Linked DNA regions of Mus musculus: region 2 is linked to region 1. The links are chromatin loops, found by intact Hi-C in ENCODE. Cell type or tissue: heart. All regions are shown on one strand. Each heading gives the region's core, and the rest is flanking DNA. Links, peaks and the distances in the headings are about the cores only. Region 1 has its middle 3.6 kb from the start of Tulp1. Region 2 holds the start of Def6 (differentially expressed in FDCP 6).

Evidence for each region. A loop is a pair of places that touch in the nucleus more often than their neighbours do. Peaks named below come from ENCODE experiments on the same cell type or tissue, not always from the same donor. Only the 100,000 strongest peaks of a DNase experiment are listed, where the experiment ranks them.
Region 2: a loop joins it to region 1, with 8 times the contacts of the local background. A loop is called at or near these places in 9 of 42 quality-filtered maps.

Annotation. Positions count from the first base shown.
Region 1 is chr17:28,366,103-28,371,465 of GRCm38, forward strand. No RefSeq gene overlaps it. Among named protein-coding and RNA genes, the nearest start is that of Tulp1, 3.6 kb to the left of the region's middle. In heart, for the core only: a CTCF peak has its summit at 2,557 (motif pointing left); a DNase peak (open chromatin) is centred at 2,549; H3K4me3 peaks cover 296 bases; H3K27ac peaks cover 257 bases; H3K27me3 peaks cover 265 bases.
Region 2 is chr17:28,205,064-28,210,426 of GRCm38, forward strand. Zfp523 (zinc finger protein 523) reads left to right here. Exons shown (of 14, transcript NM_001357995.1): 14 at 48-823. The coding sequence ends at 146. It overlaps Def6 (differentially expressed in FDCP 6), which reads left to right and starts at 2,715. Exons shown (of 11, transcript NM_027185.3): 1 at 2,715-2,875. The coding sequence starts at 2,780. In heart, for the core only: a CTCF peak has its summit at 2,663; a DNase peak (open chromatin) is centred at 2,718; H3K4me3 peaks cover 1,179 bases; H3K27ac peaks cover 1,755 bases.

The sequences.
Region 1 (5,363 bases), core at 77-5,076:
GGATAACAGGCTTGCCTTGCTGGCTTGACTTGAGAGATGTATCGCAAGCGGTTGGGTTAAGGGGTCCCCAAAGCTTCCAGATCAGGAAGGGAGTCAGCAAGACACAAGGGTCACCCACAGCCTGGTGTGCTGGGAGGTGTGGGTTACTTGGAGGCAGCCCTGAGTGTGTCACTGAAGAGCTGCCGCCCCATCACCCTACATATAAGATAGGTGTAATAGCCCTGTGGAACCACAGGAAATGAGGTGACAGAGGAGAAGCCGCATACAGCAGACACTCGGTACTCTCCTTGGGTGCCCTTCTTCAGGGCCCACTGCACACAACACACATCTTGACCAGGGTTTGATTTCTTTCTTTCTTTCTCTCTTTCTTTCTTTCTTTCTTTCTTTCTTTCTTTCTTTCTTTCTTTCTCTTTCTTTCTTTTTTTAAGATTTATTTATTTATCATATGTAAGTACACTGTAGCTGTCTTCAGACACACATCAGATCTCATTACAGATGGTTGTGAGCCACCATGTGGTTGCTGGGAATTGAACTCAGGACCTCTGGAAGAGCAGTCAGTTTTAATCACTGAGTCATCTCTCCAGTCCCTCAAGAAATCTTTTTTTTTTTTAAAGATTTATTTATTTATTATATGTAAGTACACTGTAGTTGTCTTCAGACACTCCAAAAGAGGGCATCAGATCTTGTTACAGATGGTTGTGAGCCACCATGTGGTTGCTGGGATTTGAACTCTGGACCTTCGGAAGAGCAGTCGGGTGCTCTTACCCACTGAGCCATCTCACCAGCCCTCAAGAAATCTTAATAAAAGTAAATCCTGGGCTGGAGAGATGGCTCAGTGGTTAAGAGCACTGACTGCTCTTCCAGTGGTCCTGAGTTCAATTCCCAGCAACCACATGGTGGCTCACAACCATCTGTAATGGATTCTGATGCCCTATTTTTTTTTTTTTTTTTGGTGTCTGAAGACAGCTACAGTGTACTCATATAAATAAAATAACCCTTTTAATAAATAAATAAATCTTTAAAAAATAAAAATCTTAAAAACCAAAACCAAATCCAAGGACTGGTAAGATGATGGCTCAGTAGGTAAGAGGAGCTTGCTGCAGAGCTTGAACACCTACGTTAGATCTCCAGAACTCACATGCTGGGAAGCCAAAACCAACTCCTACAAGCTGACCTCTGACCTCCAGGAGTGTGTGTGTCCCAGGGCACTCACACACACCCCCTCCACAGGCAACAAATGTAACTTTAAAACTAAAAATGTATAATTTTTTTGAGTCATCTTGAGTAGAATGTGCTCAAATTCCCTCCCCTTGACATCGACATTTTAATTCCCTAGTTCCCCAGTTCCCGGCAGGGGCCGTCCCAAGGGGACTCTGAGAAAAGCAGACCTCGGAGGGCTAATGGCTTGGGGCGTGGGAAGGGGACTCAGGTGGGTCAGAGGTGACTTTAGGATTTTGAGCGTCCAGCGCAGGCCGAGAGTCAGGTCTGGGACATAGATAGGCAGGCGTCAGGAGCTTTGATCTGCTGACCTCCTGGACTGCAGGACAGACAGGCTTGGTCTCTATAATTACACCTTGTTTTGAACTCAATGGGACATTTCTTAACCAGATCCCTGCCTGGCCTTAGTCACCAGACTCAATTCCACATAAATTTAGCTGCTTTCTAAAAATCAACTTTCAGAAGACAGACATTGCCTGGTCCCCAAGTTCACCCATGACTCATGACTTAAGTCACTTGCCCAAAGCTACATAGCTTGCTCTCTCAGTAACTCCAGATGACACCTACGATGGGCCTGGTTTTTTTTTTTTTTTTTTTTTTTCTTTTTTGGTTTTTTGAGACAGGGTTTCTCTGTATAGCCCTGGCTGTCCTGGAACTCACTTTGTAGACCAGGCTGGCCTTGAACTCAGAAATCCTCCTGCCTCTGCCTCCCAAGTGCTGGGATTAAAGGCGTGTGCCACCACTGCCCACTCATTTTGTTTGTTTTTTTGTTTTTCGAGACAGGGTTTCTCTGTGTAGCCCTGGCTGTCCTGGAACTCACTTTGTAGACCAGGCTGGCCTTGAACTCAGAAATTCACCTGCCTCTGCCTCCCAAGTGCTGGGATTAAAGGCATTTTAAAAAAACTTTTTACAATATCATTTTAGAAAACAATATTTATTCATTTTTTACTGCGTGGATGTTTTACCCTCAGGGGTAGAAGAGGCCGTCCGAGCCCTGGAACTGGAGGTTAGAGATGGTTGTGAGCTGCCAAAGGGATGCTGAGATCCAAACCCAGTCTTCCGCAAGGGAAGCGAGTGCTCTGAGCCCCTTGGTATTTTCTTGTTAAGCCTAGTCCCTGGCTTTAAACACCAGTAGACACATGCCCTTCCCACTCTGTGGCTAAGTGTACCTACCACGGGAGAATTCTAGCAACTGACTGATACTTTGTGAAGTGCCTGCTATGCTCCCGGTACCCTCTGTCCAGCAGATCCCATAACCTTCTGTCACGGATCAGGAAACGGGGAGGGTGTGGATGGCAGACCCGGAATGGCACTTAACCTCAGGCTCCCTGGCTCCCCCTAGCGGCGAAGAGGCGAGGGACCCGGGAGCGACCCCGGAGAAAGCTTCAGGCAGGACAAACTGCAACACACATCCCACAGCCTGGTGGCCAATTACACATGTCCTCTTTGCTGCAGCTTCTCCCTCCATCTATGAAATTCGTTCGCTCATTGGAAGGGTTAGTTACTTTCTTCTGGTGGGCTTTTAAACCTCCAGGAGCAGCATCAGGGAGCACTTCACTGACTGGTGCAAACAAACAAAAACCCCTGAGAGCCAGGCGTGGTGGCGCACGCCTTTAATTCCAGCACTTGGGAGGCAGAAGCAGGCAGATTTCTGAGTTCGAGGCCAGCCTGGTCTACAAAGTGAGTTCCAGGACATCCAGAGCTATACAGAGAAACCCTGTCTCAAAAACAAAACAAAACAAAAAACCAAAACAACAACCAAAAACCCTGAGAACCTAGAACACACGCAGCAGTGCTCCCTACAAAGGCATCCTTGCAGCACTTGCCAGTAGCGGGGGGTGGGGGTGGGGGTGTGGGTGGAGGGTGCTGCTCACAGGACTTAGGTCTTTCCTCCTTAGCCAGCTGCGGGAGTCACTGAGAGGCCACAGAGCAAATAGAGAGACCTGCGCCCAGTGCTAGCCCAGCCCCGGGCAGTGAGGGAGTGACTCAGTCACCACTTCTCAGGAGCCTCCAGAAAGTTGATAGGGCTCTTGCCTAGTGCATCTCTGAAGCCCCCCCCCCCACACCCTCCTTTCAGGCAGGCTGTGCCTCCCTTCCCCCCAAAACAGCTCCACCTACCAGGGACCAAGTGTGCAAAGAGCTGAGCCTCTGGGGGCCATCTTCCACTCAAGGCACCTCAGGACTAATCGGGACTTAGAAGCAGAGCGAAGGCTGAGGCCCCTGGCTTTCTCTTCCTCTGGTCTGGCCACAGAGAACCAAGTCCACAATTTTCAGGGTTTCCAAAAGTGGATCTCTGGCAAAATGGGCTCTTTAAGGTCTCCCTTGTGTTCCTGTAATTCCAGGACTTAGCAGAAGGATTTCAGGGGTGGTGGTGGTTAGAGAGATCCTTGGCTACATAGAGTTTGAGGCCAGCCTGGGCTACGTGGGACCTTGACTCCGGAGTTTGTATTTTCATATGGCACCAGGCGAAGACAGGGAGTCCTTTATTTATTTATTTATTTATTTATTTATTTATTTATTTATTATATGTAAGTACACTGTAGCTGTCTTCAGACACTCCAGAAGAGGGCGTCAGATCTCATTACGGATGGTTGTGAGCCACCATGTGGTTGCTGGGATTTGGACTCCAGACGTTTGGACTCACCAGCCCAACAGGGACTCCTTCTACACCTGCCTTTGACCTACTTCAGGCCTTGTTCAGTGTAGAATGTGGGTCTGTGATCTGAACTGGACCAGGTAATTTACGAGATTGGTTTTTTTAAAAAAAGATTTATTCATTTTACTTATATGAGTACACTGTGGCTGTCTTCAACACACCAGAAGAGTACATTGGATCCCATTACAGATGGTTGTGAGCCACACATGGTTGTTGGGATTTGACCTCAAGACTTCTAGAAGAGCAATCAGTGCTCTTGACCGTTGAGCCATCTCTCCAGCTCCCAATTTACAAGATTTTGTTTGTTTCTACTTTTTACTTGAAAACAGTTTTAACCTGTGGCACACACCTTTAATCGAAATACTCAGGAGGCAGAGGCAGGAAGAGCTCTGAGTTTGAGGCCAGCCTGGTCTATAGAGTGAGCTCCAGGACAGCCAAGGTTATACACTGAGACTCTGTTTTAGGCCTCCCCCCCCCCCCGCCCCAAACCCCAGTCCTCCCAACAAAAAATATCATGAAACATCTTGGTTAAAGATCCCTGTGGGTCATTGCTAAGTGTGAACCAGGCTGGGCTGGGTTATAAATGATACAGTCTTCAGAGGAAATCCAAGATGAACCCCCAAATGACACAGATTAGGTGTCTCAGTTGGATTCGTTTTTCTCTACCAGTTAAAGATTATTTTGAGACTGGGCCTCTCTGTGTAGCCTTAACTGTCTTGGAACTAGCCCTGTAGACCAGGCTGGCCTCAAACTCACATAGATCTGCCTCTCTCTGCCTCTGCCTCTGCCTCTGCCTCTGCCTCTGCCTCTGCCTCTGCCTCTGCCTCTGCCTCTGCCTCTGCCTCTGCCTCTGCCTCTGCCTCTGCCTCTGCCTCTGCCTCTGCCTCTGCCTCTGCCTCTGCCTCTGCCTCTGCCTCTGCCTCTGCCTCTGCCTCTGCCTCTGCCTCTGCCTCTGCCTCTGCCTCTGCCTCTGCCTCTGCCTCTGCCTCTGCCTCTGCCTCTGCCTCTGCCTCTGCCTCTGCCTCTGCCTCTGCCTCTGCCTCTGCCTCTGCCTCTGCCTCTGCCTCTGCCTCAGCCGCCCAGCCCCGTTAAAGAATTAGAAGGTGGAAGAGATCTAAAGCATAACAAGTAGCCACAGAGAAACCTTACACATGGCAGATGGAGAAATGTGCATGCGTGCGCACACACATACATACATACATACATACATACACACATACACACACACACACACACACACACACACAGAGGCTCTCTTTCTCTCTCTCTCTCTCTTTCTCTCTCTCTCTGCACACACACACACACAGAAAGGCTCTCTGCAAAGCAGAGGAGACTCAGACAGCTTGCAAATACAGTCTTCAAGGGCTGGGCTCTTACGGCCTCTCATGTGTTTTCCTTGCCTAATTTACTTTGAAGAAAGCCAGGATAGGCGATTGGCCAGAGCTGGTTATTTTATTTCTTGTCATAAGCAGGCCTTGGCCTTGTACTT
Region 2 (5,363 bases), core at 252-5,251, 160 kb before region 1:
TCTGGAAGGGAGGAACTGACCTCTCCCCCTGCTGCACCTCTCCACAGCTGGAGGACCAGCAGACCCTGGAGGAGGCCATAAGCGTAGCCACTGCTGCTATGCAGCAAGGGGCTGTGACCCTGGAAACCACAGAGAGCGGCTGCTGAGCCCAAGAGGACCAGCTCCCACACCACACTGGAGAAGGCTCCATGCTCACAGGCAGCCCTGCCTCCGGGGCCCCCAGCCACAGCTGACCCCAAGAAGATGGCCGCATAGGCCTCAGGGGTGATGAGGCAACAGGAAAATGGCCTCTAGTGGAAAGGTCTGTGGGCTACACCCAAGATGAGGGCCAGGCAGCAGGCAGTCGACACTGAGCTTGGTCACCAGGCTGCCAGACACCTGCGTCCCTCCCTTGGCAGGATATTATTCCTGCTCTGTCCACTCCCTTCCTCAGGGAGGTGGTGACTAGGTGGACGAGGACTGGCCTCCACCCTGGCTGCTAGTACCACCAGGGGAAAGGCCGACAGCTTTCAGCCCAGCGCCTCCCAGCAATAACCGTCTCCTGGGGCTACGGTGGCCAAGATGCCTAGCCACTTGGCACCAGGGACTTCCCACCACCACAGTCAGAATTAATTCCTCAGGGGCCTGTGGCTGGAGTGAAGGTGCCTCTTCGCTTGTCTGTGGCAGAGAGGCAAGCGAGTGGCCTGTACCCAGACTGCTGGGGACTGGGTTTCATTTGTTTTGTGGTTTGGGTTTTTAATCCTATTTTGATAATTTTTTTTCCTGCTCTGGGTGGTGGTGGCAAACGGGCGGATGAGTATTTAATAAAAGTTGCAAGTTTCCACCTGGGCTCCTCCATCATTTCAGTGCTGGTCCCTGGTGGCAGGGCTGGCCAAGCTCCAGCCTGCTTTCCTAGCCCTGCGTGGCCTCAGCGCCCACCCATGCAGCAGGTGGCTCTCCATGGGTCCAGGCAGGAAGAGGCCCTAAGAGAGGTGAGCTCTGGGACCCGCTGGTAGGCTTTTGCCCACACCTACGCCAAACAGGACCCGAGTGGCTGTGCTTCTTCCTGGGCTGTGGCTGAATCTGGGGTAATGCCCGGGCTGCCAGAATTCTGGGTCTTCTGCCTTGCCATCATTGAACAGAGCCTGGACCCTTCCTTCCCTGCCACCATCACTACATACAACCTCACCAGGGTTCCAGTGACTTCTTCCCAGTGCTAACATCCCGGCTCTGTAACCCAGTTAGGGGGCAGGATGTCTAAGTTCATGCCGTGAGACCCCAAAGACACAGGGGGACCCCGCTAAAGAACCCCCAAAAAGAACGTCAGAAGGCCAGAGCAGCCACAGCTGGACAGGTTCTGGCACCTCATGAAGAGCAGCTATAATGCTACCCACAGCTGTGTAGGAACACTGTGGGAACTGTGGGAGCCTCTCCCTCCCTCCTCGTCATCTCTCTGTATGATGCTCTCATGAGCCCCCAGCCCCTTCCTGCTGACAGAGCCAGGAAATCAGGGACCAAGTGCATAAGATTATCCTCTCCTGGGACACCTAAGGAAGCCCTCATTTGCTGTTGCTCAGCTGGGATCTTTTCTCTCCTCCTCCTCCTCTTCCTCTCCTCCTCCTCTTCTTCCTCCTCCTCTTCCTCCTCCTCTCTTCCTCTTCCCCCTCTCCTCCTCTTCTTCTTCCTCCTCTTCCTCCTCCTCCTCCTTCTTCCTCTCTCTCTCTCTCTTCCTCTCTCTCTCTCCCCTCCCTTCCTCCCTCCCCCCTTCTGGGCTTTTTTATAGTTTGTTTTTGAGACAGAACTGTTCTTCATAGCCTAGGTGGTCTCAAACTCATCCCAAGGTTTTAGAACTCCAAGTGAGGAGCAAGTGGAGGGGCTGGGTATATGCCCCTGTGAGTGAGTAGGTGGATGGGTGGAGCACAACTCCAGAATTAGCTTCCACTGACTTCATTGAAATTTAATGGCCACCATGATCTGTGTGGGCATTGCATCTGAAGAAGTGGAGGCTGCTGAAGAGGGCTCTGCCCATGGCCTGCCCTGCCCCTGACTGGATTTCTGACGTGAGCCCCACTGTCAAGGTCACCCTGTGTGCCTAAATACAGGCTCTGGTGTCTTGAAAGCCATCAAGTACAAAGTGGGCAGTATTCTGAAGTTTCTTTTAGAGCCAAGGCCCGGGGAGGGGGAAACAGCAAACCAAACTGCCAAGGCACCCTGTCGTGGAGAAGCGGAGAAGCAGCTGGCTCTGTCCTTCCTCCGCTGGGTTGCTTTTGCTTGGGTAGAACTCTGCACTGAGCTTCTGCTGGGTGGCTCTAAAGAAATATCCTGTCCCGGGCCTACAGGGCCTACAGTTTTCTTTCTGTCCAGTCTCAGGCACCCACACAGCTCTGTGAGGTAGGAACGTACTAAGAGTAGACTGTTGGGGCTAACTCATCCAATCGCTTCCACTTGGTAAGCTTGACTCCTGATCCTGTGTCCCTCCAAGTCTGGAAGGGCCTGCTTCCTCTCTCTAGAGCTACCACTGGGAGCCTGGGAAGATCCTGAGGCAAGCAGGCTTCTAAAGTGACTATCTGTGCTGAGGGAGCCAGGGCCCAAAGGAGGGCTCCAGCTCTGGGAGGGTCAGCCCTGGAAGCAGAGCGTGGCGAGAGCAGCTGGCTAGGCCCTGGAAGCAAGAGGGAACAGGCAGGTGGAGCTCTCGCTCCGCTCTGCACCAGGGCCTCTCTGCGGTCTGCAGCCGTTTGCATTTCCTGAAACCGGATCTTGGTGTCAGAGCCGCCCCTGGGCCGGGGCGGGCGCCTCAGCCATGGCCCTGCGCAAGGAGCTGCTCAAGTCTATCTGGTACGCCTTCACTGCACTGGACGTGGAGAAGAGCGGCAAGGTCTCCAAGTCCCAACTCAAGGTGAGTGGCATCCTTGGGGCTCAGGGGAGGCTGACTCAACGTGCCAGCTCCCACCCCAGAGAGTCAGCCACGGAAGCCTTTGCTACTGGCAGACACCTTGCCATCCAGCAGCCCTGGCCCCGGGTGGAGCGCTGACGGGGCCACAAAGGCAGCGTAGCTCAGTGGATGCTCCCCAGAGGGCTCATGCCACCAGAAGCCACTGTCTAGAACCAAGTACCCTGACTGGACAGACAGTAGAGGTGGCATCACGAGGTTCCGAGATTGAGTAGCCAGGCCCCTTCCCGGGCTCCTTGTGGGTTCCCCAGCGTCATGCTTGGGCACGTACCCTGCTCCTCCCTGTGGCTTCCTCATGGCTTTGAAGAAAAACAGTTAGTGCTTGCCCTTGGCTCTGAGAGCCTCCTCCATTTGCAAAGCAAGCTGGCGACTTGAAGCAAGCGGTAATGTGGGCCACCTATCAGCGCAGGAACAGAACAGGTTGGGAGATTTATCTTATAAGACCTCGGGCTGAGGGTGTCGGGGAAGCCGGGTCTGAGAAAACCTCTTCCGTGACCACACACACACACACACACACACACACACACACTCTACTCACCCCCATCATCTTAAAACCATTAGGCCTGGACAGTTCCAAGGAGCGGAAGGAGCTCTCTCCTTCCTGGGTAGGTGTCTTCTTCCCAGGGGAGAATGTAGGAGAAACCAGCAGAAGTCTAGGCTGCTGGAGCCAGGGAGTGTTGGGCCAAGTGTCAGAGTAGCCTCAACCCTGCTAGGGATCCAGTCACTCTCTGTAAATACTTTACCTGGAGCACCACAGGAGGCTGTGTCTGCCTCCCACTCGCCCCTCAAGATCTGGGTATTTACAATTTCCACTGTTCACAACCATGATAGGAACCCTGGGAGGCAGATGGCACAGAACAGGCATGGCCCACCTCTGTCTCAACTCCGACATTGCTGAAGCTGGGTCCTATGAACTTAGAAGCTCTAGCCAGCTCCATCTACCCAGCTGAGCTGGCTTTCTGAGCATCTAATGACTAAGGTTCTACTGCCCCAGGAAAGAGAGTCCAGTACCACCTCTGGTTCCCTAGAGAGGCAAGGTTAGCCCTTCCCATGTCTGCCCAGCTCTCGTCACCGAGTTGAGTTCTGCCCAGAAAGAAAAACAGGTCATCCAGACACCAATCCTGTAGAAACTGTGCCCCCCCCCCCCACACACACACCTTCCCCCAAACCCTGTCTCTTTAGTACTCCACCACATGGCTTCTTGCTCCCAAGATACTATGTTCCATCTCTGTGACTTCTGACCCCTCTCCAGGCTCTCTGTGTGCCTTGTGTGCATAGTGTGCAGCCCTTGGTGTCATCAGTTAGAAAGGCCTCCCAATTAGAGCCCCCCCCCCCGTTAGCTTCTGACCAGCCCCTTCCTGCCCCACTCCCACTCCCCAATGCCCACAGGTTGGGAATTTCTGGGGAAGAACCTCTGAGCGCATATACCCTTAAACTGTGCTCCTCCCTGCTCGAATCGAGCCCTCTTGTAGTGACATCTCTGGCCAGAAACAGTAAATGTCACTCACATCTGCCTCACAGGAAACCTGTCCACTCTCAAACTAACACTGAGAGTTTTGGGGCCATGTGAATGAGAGGCAGAAATGTCAGGACCCTTGCATGTGAGGGAAGGGTCCCCCCCCCCCAACCTGGGCCAATGTGGTGGATGCTGGGCCGGGAGGGAAGTAATGACATTGCTGGAGGTGGGGAGAGTCAGAGAGGAGGAATGGAGAAGTGGTCAGAAGGTGGAGGAAGAAGCAGAGGACAGAGATAGGCTAGCAGGGTACACCCAGTCTCCTGTGGATGTAGGGGGTGAGGGCTCGGGCTTAGCTGGTTTTAAGAATATGGTTCACAGCCTTGGTGGCCTCTGATGGGGACAGGCAGGAAACTGTATAACCCCCCCAACCCCAGATCACACTGAGTCTGAGTTGCCTCTTCTCCCCTCCGAATGCTTATGGAGGGCTGCTTTGGTTGGCCTGGTGCATCCTGGGGGGGGCCAGAGGGGGAGGGGGAGGGGCTGGGCTGAGAAAAGCCCAGGTGGGACACACCTGGATGTGGTGGCACACCTGTGATCCCAGGACTTGAGGTTGAAGCACGACACTCCAGGGATTGTCTCAAAAAAAAAAAAAAAAAAAAAAAAGAAAAGAAAAGAAAAAAGAAGAAGGAGAAGAAGAAGGAGGAGGAGGAGGAGAAAGAAGGAGGAGAAGGAGAAAGAAGGAGAAGAAGAAGAAGAAGAAGAAGAAGAAGAAGAAGAAGAAGAAGAAAAACGAATGTAGAGGACAGAGAGGGAGGGAGGTTTTTTGGGGGGGGGGCAGGGCTGGGTGCGGGAGAAACAAGATTTTTTTTTTTTTTTTTTTTTTTTTTTTTGGTTTTTCCAGACAGGGTTTCTCTGTGTGGCCCTGGCTGTCCTGGAACTCATTCTGTAGACCAGGCTGGCCTCGAACTCAGAAATCCA